Regions from separate parts of the Homo sapiens genome. Here region 1 is linked to region 2. A link is a contact called in ENCODE Hi-C or POLR2A ChIA-PET data. All regions are on one chromosome and are shown on one strand. The core of a region is the stretch at or near the end of the contact, and the rest is flanking DNA. Distances in the headings are between cores, read along the strand shown. Region 1 holds the start of TRMT10A (tRNA methyltransferase 10A). Region 2 holds the start of CISD2 (CDGSH iron sulfur domain 2).

Region 1 (5,349 bases), core at 2,488-4,987, 3.3 Mb before region 2:
AACAAGAATCAGTGAAAAAGAACAGAATCAGTGAAAAAGAATCTGTGAAAACTAGGAAATGAAGACATAAAAAGTTCAATAGAAGAGACAAACTCCAGATTATCTGGAGTCCCAAGAAGTAACTGATGACTTAGAAGACAATCTGACTCAGGATGCAGACACAAATAGAACAGAAAAATAATATGGAGGAGCAGTAAAGACTTGGATAACAGAATAAGAGAGATACAGGAAAAAAAGGTAATTAGAGATAAACATATAGCCTTGAATGCATTCATTAATTTTTTTAAAAAAAATCTAGAAAGTAAGGTAAGCATTCAATTTAAGAAACTGGAGGTGGGGAAACTGAATAAGCCTAAAAAGGCTAGATGGAAAAAAATTAAAAAATATGTATTTTGATCCCCTGGATCACTTTTATTTTCCTTTCTTGCAATACACAATACATTAAATAAAATTCAGCTATGCAGGTATCCAAAACGACACCGAGTGGAGGAAACTTAAAAGCACAATTAAAATTCACAGGAAACAAATTGCTCTCTTCATGAAATAATAATATTCCAAGAGAGTACATTTCTGTTTATCAGTGGCATCATTTTCAGTTAGTTCTCTATTTTATTCAAAAACGGCATGTGTTGATTAGCTCTATGTGAAGATTTTTTTTTTTTTTTTGGAGACAGAGTCTTGCTCTGTCACCCAGGCTGGAGTGCAGTGGCGCGATCTCCGTTCACTGCAACCTCCGCCCACTGCAACCTCCGCCTCCCAGGTTCAGGCGATTCTACTGCCTCAACCTTCTGAGTAACTGGGATTACAAGCGCGCGCCACCACGCCTGGCTAATTTTTGTATTTTTAGTAGAGAAGGGGTTTCGCCACGTTGGTCAGGCTGGTCTCGAACTCCTGACATCGTGATCCGCCTGCCTCGGCCTCCTGAAGTGCTGGGATTACAGGCGTGAATCACCAGGCCCGGCCTACGTGAAGACTTTTTAAAGAGCAATGTAATGTTTTACAGGTCATGTACACCAGGGGGAGCATATGCCTTTCCTATCTAAGAAGTCTTAAGTTAAATTTAATATGACCTGTCATAGTACATTAATGTTTCAATCTCTCAAACACAAGGAAAGGTCATGAGATGGTCAACATCTTCATCATCATCATCATCATCTTTTTAAAAACTATTCCTAACTAAGAAAACGACTGTACTAAGTGAAGTTTTTAGGCTTTAAATAAGCCAGGTGCACTGAGACAAATGGAATGCAACAAAAATGATGCTAACCTGATATCTTATAAATTATTCCGTATAGTATACTTTACAAAGATATCTACCAACTCGCACTGTCTACACTATACAATAAGTATAATGTATATCTACACTGCACTATGTACTAGCGTGTTCAGATTACCTGTTAAGCAAAACAGCATTTTATTAGGTATACTTGCTTTCTAATTGTTTTAGTTTGGGCAATAATTTATAAAATTCCATGGCAGAGTTTTTCATTCCTTTCTCACATGCAGTGATGCTCACAGTACATTTTCATTCATTCAACCAAGTTCAACAAATGTTCAAGAACGTATTTTACAGTAACTATAAAAATATTTGTGTGAGGTCGGGCGCAGTGGCTCATGCCTGTAATCCCAACACTTTGGGAGGCTGAGGTGGGCGGATCACCTGAGGTCAGGAGTTCAAGACCAACATGGCGATACCTCGTCTCTACTAAAAATACAAAAATTAGCCAGGCGTGGTAGTGGACGCCTGTAATTCCAGCTACTCGGGAGGCTGAGGCAGAAGAATCGCTTGAACCCGGGAGGCAGAGGTTGCAGTGTGCCATGATCGCAGCACTGCACTCCAACTAGGGCAACAGAGTAAGACTCCGTCTCCAAAAAAAAAAAAAAATTATATATATATATATGTGTGTGTGTGTGTGTGTGTGTGTGAAATTTTACTCCTGCATAAAATTTTAAAAATTTGTGGGGTTCATTCGCAGACATAGGTTATTAAGTGGGCTTACAAACTATCTCACTTTGTAAGGCAAGGACACATCCTACATCAATGAGCACCAAAAGAAAAAAAAAAGTTTTTTAAAACTGCATTAAGTTATGGATTGGGATAAAATAAATAATCGTCGTTAATTTATGACAGTCTCCTTTTCAGAAAAATCTCAACGAATGTGGGAATAATGCAGATTGGAATTAATGACTTGACAGCGATAGCAAAGGAATGCCTTTTTTTTTTTTTTTTTTTTTTTTTTTTGAGAGGGAGTCTTGCTAGGTCGCCCAGGCTGGAGTGCAGTGGCGCAATCTCGGCTCACTGCAACCTCTGCCTCCCGGGTTCAAGCGATTCTCCTGCCTCAGCCTCCCGAGTAGCTGGGACTACAGGTGCGCGCTACCACGCCCAGCTAATTTTTGTTATTTTTAGTAGAGACGGGGTTTCACCACGTTGGCCTGGATGGTCTCCATCTCTTGACCTCGTGATCCACCCGCCTCGGCTTCCCAAAGTGCTGGGATTACAGGCATGAGCCACTGCGCCCGGCCTTTCTTGTTTGTTTGAGACGGAGTTTCGCTCTTGTTGCCCAGGCTGGAGTGCAATGGCGCAATCTCGGCTGATTGCAACCTCCGCCTTCTGGGTTCAAGTAGTTCTCCTGCCTCAGCCCCCCCAGTAGCTGGGATTACTGGCATGCGCCACCACGCCCGGCTAATTTTGTATTTTCAGTAGAGACGGGGTTTCACCATGTTGGTCAGGCTGGTCCCGAACTCCTGACCTCAGGTGATCCACCCGCCTTGCCCTCCCGAAGTGCGGGGATTACAGACGTGAGTCACCGCGCCCGGCCAGGAATGCCCTTTTAAAAGACATGCGGACTAAACGTGGAGGAGCGAAAAGCCCTTTGTTCACTTCAGTTGTCAAGCCTTTTGGGCAGAGGGTTGGGAATGGAAGGGGCAGATGAAATTCTTTCAGAAAGTGACAAGTAATGTGTTGCCATCCTCTTCATATCTGTAGAAAAATTCCCAAATTTAAAGTATTTCAGTGAAATCAAGTAACACTTCGATCTTTATAAAACTGTCCTCAGCTCACAGCACCTGCAGCAACTTCCCCTCGGGCTCTCTACATTTCAGAGAGTTCAGCGACGTCAGCCCTTTGCAGGAAAAATGAGGTAAGGCAGCTTTAAAGAGGTAAAGCCCACGGTCTCTAGCCACGAAGTGGCAGGGCCATAACACGCTTTCCGGCCCTTTAGAGTACAGATTTCCCACTGATTCTTTGCAAACTCACTTTTCACATACTACGGGCCGATGGCAACCCCAAAACACACGCCGACGGAAAGCGCCCCACCACGGGGCGGAGCCTCGCCCACTATCCCTTCTAGGCTCCCAGCCAGCAAACGCATTTCAGAGACGGGATTAAGCTGTCTCTGGCGAACCAGGGAGCAGCTGGGTAGGCCGCGGGGGGCGCCTGTCATCGACGTCATTTCCTTCAGCAAGAGCGCCGCAGGAAACCACTTCCACACCACTGCTCCCCTCTCCCCCGGAAGCCCTTGTTGCTAGTAGGGGGCTGCATGGCACGCGCCCCTTTGCGTCCAGAGAATACCATAGTGCGGGGGAGCGCCAACCAGTGCCAGGACACTTACCGAGCTGAAGAGTTGACAGGGAAGTGAAATCTCAGAAAGAAAGCCTTTCTGGGTTGGCCTGGTTACGGCTCACGCTTCCTTCCACAGAAACTTCAATTCCCAGAGGCAGGGGCGGTAGTTACGCAGTGGAGGCTACGGCGGTTGCGTCTTACGTCATCGAACTGCGGCCATTTCGAACCCGCAATGGAAGAAAGGGGAGGGGTTTATGCGGGGCGGGGTCTGGAGTTAGTGTTTTGGGAGTGGGAGGTAGTTACAGTGATGTCTGTTTTTTCCCGTTCAAGAATTAAGTGTGTACCTGCAGACGTGTATTCATTCATATATTCTTGTGAGTATTGGATGAAGGAATTAAGATAGTCCCACTGTTAAAAATGCAAAACAACGAAGAAAGGCTCCTAATTTTTCTGTGTTGAAAATGAGAGAAAAACATCTCTTGCCTATATTATTTTTAATTTATACAGAAAATTACCATATCACATGATTTTACATAACTCAAGTGGAAAATTAAATTCAAAAAGTGAGTCAGATTCACAATAAAATGCATTTAAATTTAGAATCTGTAAGGCTTTTTTATGGCTGAAGTAAAACAGCCATAGCTTTACTCTTTATTCATTCCTTGAGCTATTTTTCCTATGCTGTTTTGCAAAACATCAGATGACATTTCATTGTTTATAATACTTGACCTTATATAATCTTTTGCTATATATAGATCATGTCAACTGAGAGAGAAATGAAATACAACCCCGTAGATTGTCATTTTCTATTTAGTTTTTTTCTCCTCTACTTCTAATAGGTGATTATTGCAGAATTTGAAGGTAAGAATGAGGTTTGCATCTTGAATAGAAGACTGGCTTCTCATATAGAAAGAATTTTGAAGTAAATTATCCTTGAAGATATTTGAACATGTTTAAAGGCTTCAGTGAATAGAAAATTAAATCCAGAATTTGAGATTCTCTAAAAGAGCCGAAATTTCTTTGACTTTAGTTACAAAACTAAAGTCACTCTTGCCATAAGCCCTTAAATTTTACTTGAAACACTGTATCAGCTATAACACTGTTGTGAGTCCCTCTTCTGTTTCTTCCTCATCTCAAACCTAAAAGATCTTTGTTAACTGAGCACTGGCAAAAAAGTCTGGATCCACTTCTGATCTGTTAGTAGGGCATCTTTTTTCAGCTGCCTCCATATGAGGGCAAAGAGTAGCTGAGGGAGGATTAGTAATTGGATATGTAGCCCTTCACATGTAGGTCATTAAATTCAGGCTGGCAAAGTGATGTGCCAAATCTTTCCACAGCTGTTCAGTTGCTCCTATGGGATCTGTTTTATAAATAATTATACAGTTTTTTCAGAGTTAATACCTGGCCTCCTTAGATATTTTAAACAAAGTTTTAAAGCAAAAAAAACCACTTCATATTCTAATAATGAAGTCAATAAATTTTCTTTTGACATAGACATTTAACTTTGTAGTCATTTGGTGCAAAATTTAAAATGATTCTATTATTAATCCAAAGTAAGCACCAAAAGAGCACCAGCAAAAGTCAATTTAACAAAAAATTGAAACATATAGAAAGTTTAAGACGGTGAAATCATGTGAAACAATATTTTCATTGATTTGTAAAATTTATGTATTTATTTATTTGACACATGTATCGAGTTCTATGCGTTTTGTCTTAGTATTGGTGATACAGAAATGACGAAATCATGCTCTCTGTGCTTAAGGAATCCTTAATCTAATAGGGGAGCC
Region 2 (5,713 bases), core at 898-3,397:
CCTCAACTAGGGTATCTAGTTGTACCCAAGGGTGCTTCTACATTAGATCCACAGAGATTAAAGATAACAGTTAACAGAATAGTCCAGAGGACAAGGATATTCAAGTTCCATCATCTTCAGGATAAAAAAGCTCCAGGGTTTACCTCCAAACTCTCTCTAAAGGAAATCCCATCAACCTTTTAAACATCACTTTGTATACACCATCTTCTATACTGCCCTAGCTCAAAAACATGAACCTGTATCTAAACGTGTTTGTAGAATTTCCATTGTAAGTTTTACTTTAACAATTTTGAACAATTATAATGATAGAAAATTATTTAATCTAGATTTTGGTCAACTCTATTACTGATATTCTTTTTTAGTGAAGGACAATCACAAACACTAAATTTATACAGTCCAGAGAATGAAAGATTGCTTTAAAAAATTCCTTCCTTTTCTCACTGTAAAATAAAAATACCAAGGGGAAAAATGGAAAGTATTTATTATAACTGGCTGTTACACTGTCATACACAATGAAATACTGGACCATTAGCAGTTCGTTATTATATGTTGTTAAGTGTAGAACTGTAAATAATGAGGCATATTATTAAGATATCACACACATTATCCAATCAGCAAGTGCACAACTTCGGACATTTTGACTTCAGCCAAAATATGAAACAAAGTCATAGCAAGAAAGTTATTTCAAGGGAGTGAAATTTTCTCCTCTTACCCTTCAAATCTTTTAGAGATATTAATAAAAACAACTATCCAGCCTGGGCGATATAATGGGACTCCATCTACATACACACAAAAATTTTTAAAATTCGTTGGGTGTGGCAGCACACGCCTGTAAACCCAGCTACTTGGAAGGCTGAGGCAGAAGGATCCCTTAAGCCGGAGTTAGAGTCTGCGGTGAGCTATGATCTGACCACTGCACTACAGCCTGGGCGATAGAGCGAAACCTTGTAACAACAACAACAACAACAAAATTAAAACCTTCAAGATCAAGCTTGCCCAACAGGATGGCTTTGAATGCCACTCAATGCAAATCTGTAAACTTTCTTAAAACTTTATGAAAAAAAATTTTTTTTTAGCTCATTAGCTACCATTAGTGTTAGTGTATTTATGTGTGGCCCAAGACAATTCTTCTTCCAGTGTGGCCTAGGGAAGCCATAAGGACCCCCTGCGCTAGACTTCAGCAGAAGCCTTGTAACATAAAGAAAACCATACATAAGGCTTTAGATTCTTTTTTTTTTTTTTTTTTGTGACGGAGTCTTGCTCTGTCTCCCAGGCTAGAGTGCAGTGGCACATTCTCGGCTCACTGCAACCTCCGCCTCCCTGGTTCAAGCGATTCTCCTGCCTCAGTCTCCCGAGTAGCTGGGACAGGCACCTGCCACCGCGCCCGGCTAATTTTTCTATTTTTAGTAGAGACGGGGTTTCACCATCTTGACCTGGCTGGCCTCGAACTCCTGACCTCGTGATCCACCCGCCTCGGCCTCCCTAAGTGCTGGGATTACAGACGTGAGCCACCGCGCCCGGCCAGCTTTGGATTCTTTTACCACTTTCCCGAAGGAAAAGGAACTGAAAATATCTAAGGAAGGACTACTACGAATCTTCTCTGAGTGGCAAAAACCAGAGGTTTTTGGAGCTAGGGCTGCAGTTAAGTTGCCAAGGGGCAGAGATGTAAACAGTTCCTGGTTTAGTTAAAATATTTTAATTTTTATTTTTTTAAGCCTGGCCTTTGGGTGAAGGAGTAAAATTAGGCACTGGGGTCTGGGTAGGGGGAGGATACTCATGGGCGAGTATGCAACCCTAGGGCCACAGCACCCAAACTGTAGGGGAAGAGGCGGGGCGAGAGGGGACGAAGTAGAGACAGCAAGAGACTCACTTTTGAAAGGCACTTTCGGTTAGAAAGCATTCTCACATGCTTATCTCATCGCACACAGTATCCTTTCTGCTGGTCTCCAGCATCTACAGACGTTAAAGGCCCAAGAGGAGGGCCACCTTCACACGAGATTCCGAGGAGGGCCTCGCTACCCGCCAGTTCCCGCGCCTCGGCAGTCCGCCGCGAGCGTACGTCACTCGCCCGCCGCCAATCGGCGCCCGGCAGGTCACCTCTCCTCCCAGGGCCCGCCGCCCCGCCCGCCGCCCAGGCCGAGGCCGCCAGTGCCCGCCGGCCGCTTCCGCTCCCGGCGCAGGCGCGGCAGCTTGGCCAGAGCGGAGGGGGCTCGGGAGAGGAGTGGACGCCGCTGGCCAGGATGGTGCTGGAGAGCGTGGCCCGTATCGTGAAGGTGCAGCTCCCTGCATATCTGAAGCGGCTCCCAGTCCCTGAAAGCATTACCGGGTTCGCTAGGCTCACAGGTAATCCTCCCCCATCAGCCAGTCCCCATCCTTGCACGTTCGCCAAGCGGGGGAAGGAGGCGTAAAAATCCTAGGGCCAAGGGGCGGGACGGAGCTCGGCGCCTGGCACGTGATCCCCGCGCGCAGAGGAAGGTGGGCGCGCGCCGACGCAGCTGCCTGGGGAACGCCTGTGAGGCAGTCTCCGGGTGCTTGATGCCCCAGGGTCTTTTGTCCTCGGAGTTGTCTCCGGTGTCATTCCGTGGCAAGATACCAGGTTTTTGCAGAGAAGGTGCTGAGTTGGGAACAGGCCAGTCTCTTTCATCTCCTGTCCTGCTCATCGCTCTCTGTAGCGTACTTGTTTATTTTAAAGCGGGCTAAGTCGTCGTTATCTAAGGCCTCATGTAACAGGCAGCCCCAGCTACCGGCTGGGTTGTACCCTCAGCATGTGGGTGGGAGTGTGTGGGAGAGAAATATAGACTTACACGTAACACGTATATGACCGTTTTATTTAGTAACGAAATTAGGAGATAACCTCCATTCCCTCAGGTTAGAATTGACCTATCATAGGTGGCATTTGAGGTCATCTCCGTTTCTACGGTCCCGGGGCCCGCTGCGGTAACTTAAGTTGGAAGAAAGATACCTTACCCAAGAAAGTATTCGAAGGCCGGTATGAGGAGTGAAATCTTAGAAAATGAAATTTAGTGAATATATGTAACGTTCTATACTTAAGGACCCTCACTTAACCCACACAACTCATGAGGATTTCACATCTAAAGGATGAAAATCTCCAGAATGCAGTCAACACTTGGGAGATTGTGTTGAGTTATGAGCATTTCATTGTAAGGGGGATATTTCTAAACGGAACTCAGACCGAGTAGGATGGTGAAGGAATCAGCAAGTATTGAACTCCTATGTCCTAGGTTATCAGGGAGTGCAAACATGAATTAAGATAATTCTGAGGTAAATAGGGTTGCTTCGCCGGGAACGTTCTAAAGATCTGTAGTACCTGACCTAAAATACAGCAATCGCACAGCTGTCTGGTAGAAGAAAAATAAGATTTGTGTAGACTAAAATATAGAACTGATAACAAATTAACCAAATTAGTGAAGGTTATTGGGAGGTGAATTTCAGTCTAAGGAAGATTTTTTTTTAAATTAAAGAATGCTTTCCCCAAACAAATGTGGTGCTTCAGTGATAGCCCCTCTCAAAGATGAAAAAAACAAACAAAAAGACTCTGGTGGTGGGTGGTCGATAGATTTAGAAGGGATAAACTAGATGACAAATTCTCTTCCAAATCTAGAGATTCATTGAATTATGGTCAGACAGACGCTCTGTTGAGTGGATTGTGAGATTTTAATATTTTTTAAATATTAAGAGTTTTAGTAGAAAACATGCAATTGAATAGAAAGCATGGTAACAATAATAAACATTAAAAAGGAACATTAAACATCAGAAGCAATGCAAAAGTAAAATAAAATGAAAAACGTTTCACATCAAGTGTTTATAAACATCAGATCTTTTGATCCTACCAGTTTACTCTGACAGAATTGCAGCAATTCCATAAAATTTTGGCTTTCCCCACTTCTTTTACTTAAGTACTTTACATATTTTAATATAATCCTCATTTTTTCCCTAACAACTAAATACTTATTTTAGTTTTAACATCACAATGGGCCTAACCATTCATTCCCTTACAACTGGAAATTAGAAATGTTTCTATTTTTTAAAATTCATTATGTAATAGTTCATTGGCAAGTAAGCAAATACCAGTTGTCATATTTCTCCCTTTTGGATGTCTTCACTTAAATAGCAATACCAGGCCAAAACGGTATGATCATATTGTGACTTTTGTACCCTTTTGTCATTTTGACATTTGTACCTTCTTACTAATTTGCATAAGTTAACTGTTGAGGAATTTTTAACAGTCAAGAAAGGAAAATGTCCAATGAATTACCTATGTTTTTTCCAGATGGTGGCTGCATTTGTATTAGTTTCGATTCTCTGTAAATCAAGTATAATTGAAGAAAATTAGAAAGTATGAAACTAGATTTAATGGCTAGATTTTAGAAGTATGCTTTCTTTTCTTGAGGATCCCTAGTGTCAACAAATATTTAATTCCTATTAAAGACATTAAGAAAACTCAACCAAAACCTTTTCTCTCTTAAGAATATATAGTAACTTCCTCTTAAAAGTTGTTAAATATTTAATATGAAGACTGATTCTCAGAAATAATGACCATTCTGAGAAGTATTTTAATAACATACATTTAACTTAAGTCCCATTACAGTGTGGCTATAGTTAATAGTTCTCATTTTATTGCTGGTTTATTTAGGAAACATGAACATGCTTGTAATAACTGGTTTATGAAAAACATGAGATAGCCCTTTTTGGATTGGACAAAACAATTGCAGGGTTTATTTTGGAGTACTATAGAAGAAAAATTTCAGTGGCTATTTTCCACTCTCGGTCTCCCATTCTGAATAGATTGTAACAGTTAATGACATTTGGCTTTCTTAAATGAGTTACTTGTAGAATCCATAATGTACACTTTTGTTAAAATAAAAACCTGGAAGACAACTTTTTAGCAATTGTTTAAAATGTCTAGGAGACCAAAAAATATTTCCATTTTCTTCTATGAAAATTAGAGCAAAAAACAATACAGTTCACATTATTATTGCCTACATTTCCTTCCCTATTTAAATCTAGCTGTTTTTTAAAGCTATTGACTCTCTTATGATGACTCTGCATTCTTAGAAACCACATGGAGATCTTTAATGACCATATACTAGTTAAATACAGGCAGTTCTCACCTATCAGAAACAACTTAACTATCTTTGTTTATGTCACATTTTCAAGAGTGAGGCGTTCAAGATAAATTACTGTGATTATCTAATTTATGTTTAACTTAGGTTTTTGTTTTGTTTTGTTTTTTGAGAGGGAGTCTCTTTTGCCCACACTGGAGTGCAGTGTCGGCTCACTGCAACCTCTGCCTCCTGGGTTCAAGCGATGCTTATGCCTCAGCCTCCTAAGTAGCCGGGACTACAGGCATGTGCCACCATGCCTGGCTAATTTTTTGTATTTTTAGTAGAGACGGAGTTTCACCATGTTGGCCAGTCTGGTCTTGAACTCCTGACCTCAGGTAATCCGTCTGCCTCGGCCGCCCAAAGTGCTGGGATTACAGGTGTGAGCCACTGCGCCCAGCCCTACCTTAGGTTTTAAGTGGTAATAGTAAACTCATGCATTGAAAATATTTTATCTTTTCTACAGTTAAGAAATAGAAATAATTTCTGTGTTTAGCTACATATGATAAATGAGAAAATATGTTATAAAATAACTAGCAACCAAGCTGCCAGTATTATTTTTATGGTATCATAAGATGATATGGCTATAT

Evidence for each region. Hi-C counts contacts between places; a loop is a spot of excess contacts on that map. ChIA-PET counts read pairs that join two places held with the same protein, here RNA polymerase II (POLR2A). Pooled maps may share reads with other maps.
Region 1: a loop to region 2 is called in a map of B cell, with 27 times the contacts of the local background. The contact joins the promoter of TRMT10A here to the promoter of CISD2 in region 2. A Hi-C loop is called at or near these places in 4 of 168 maps with a recorded cell type or tissue (B cell, CD8-positive, alpha-beta T cell and naive thymus-derived CD4-positive, alpha-beta T cell) and 12 of 50 pooled maps. POLR2A ChIA-PET finds 5 or more read pairs at or near these places in 1 of 52 experiments (CD4-positive, alpha-beta T cell).

What each region holds. Positions count from the first base shown.
Region 1 is chr4:99,560,302-99,565,650 of GRCh38, forward strand. TRMT10A (tRNA methyltransferase 10A) reads right to left here and starts at 3,738. Exons shown (of 8, transcript NM_001134665.3): 1 at 3,612-3,738. It also overlaps a transcript of MTTP not described here. RefSeq lists enhancers at 2,842-4,041, 3,277-3,406, 3,757-3,816.
Region 2 is chr4:102,866,845-102,872,557 of GRCh38, forward strand. CISD2 (CDGSH iron sulfur domain 2) reads left to right here and starts at 2,148. Exons shown (of 3, transcript NM_001008388.5): 1 at 2,148-2,343. The coding sequence starts at 2,241. It also overlaps a transcript of UBE2D3 not described here. RefSeq lists an enhancer at 1,599-1,738 and silencers at 1,969-2,258, 2,289-2,408.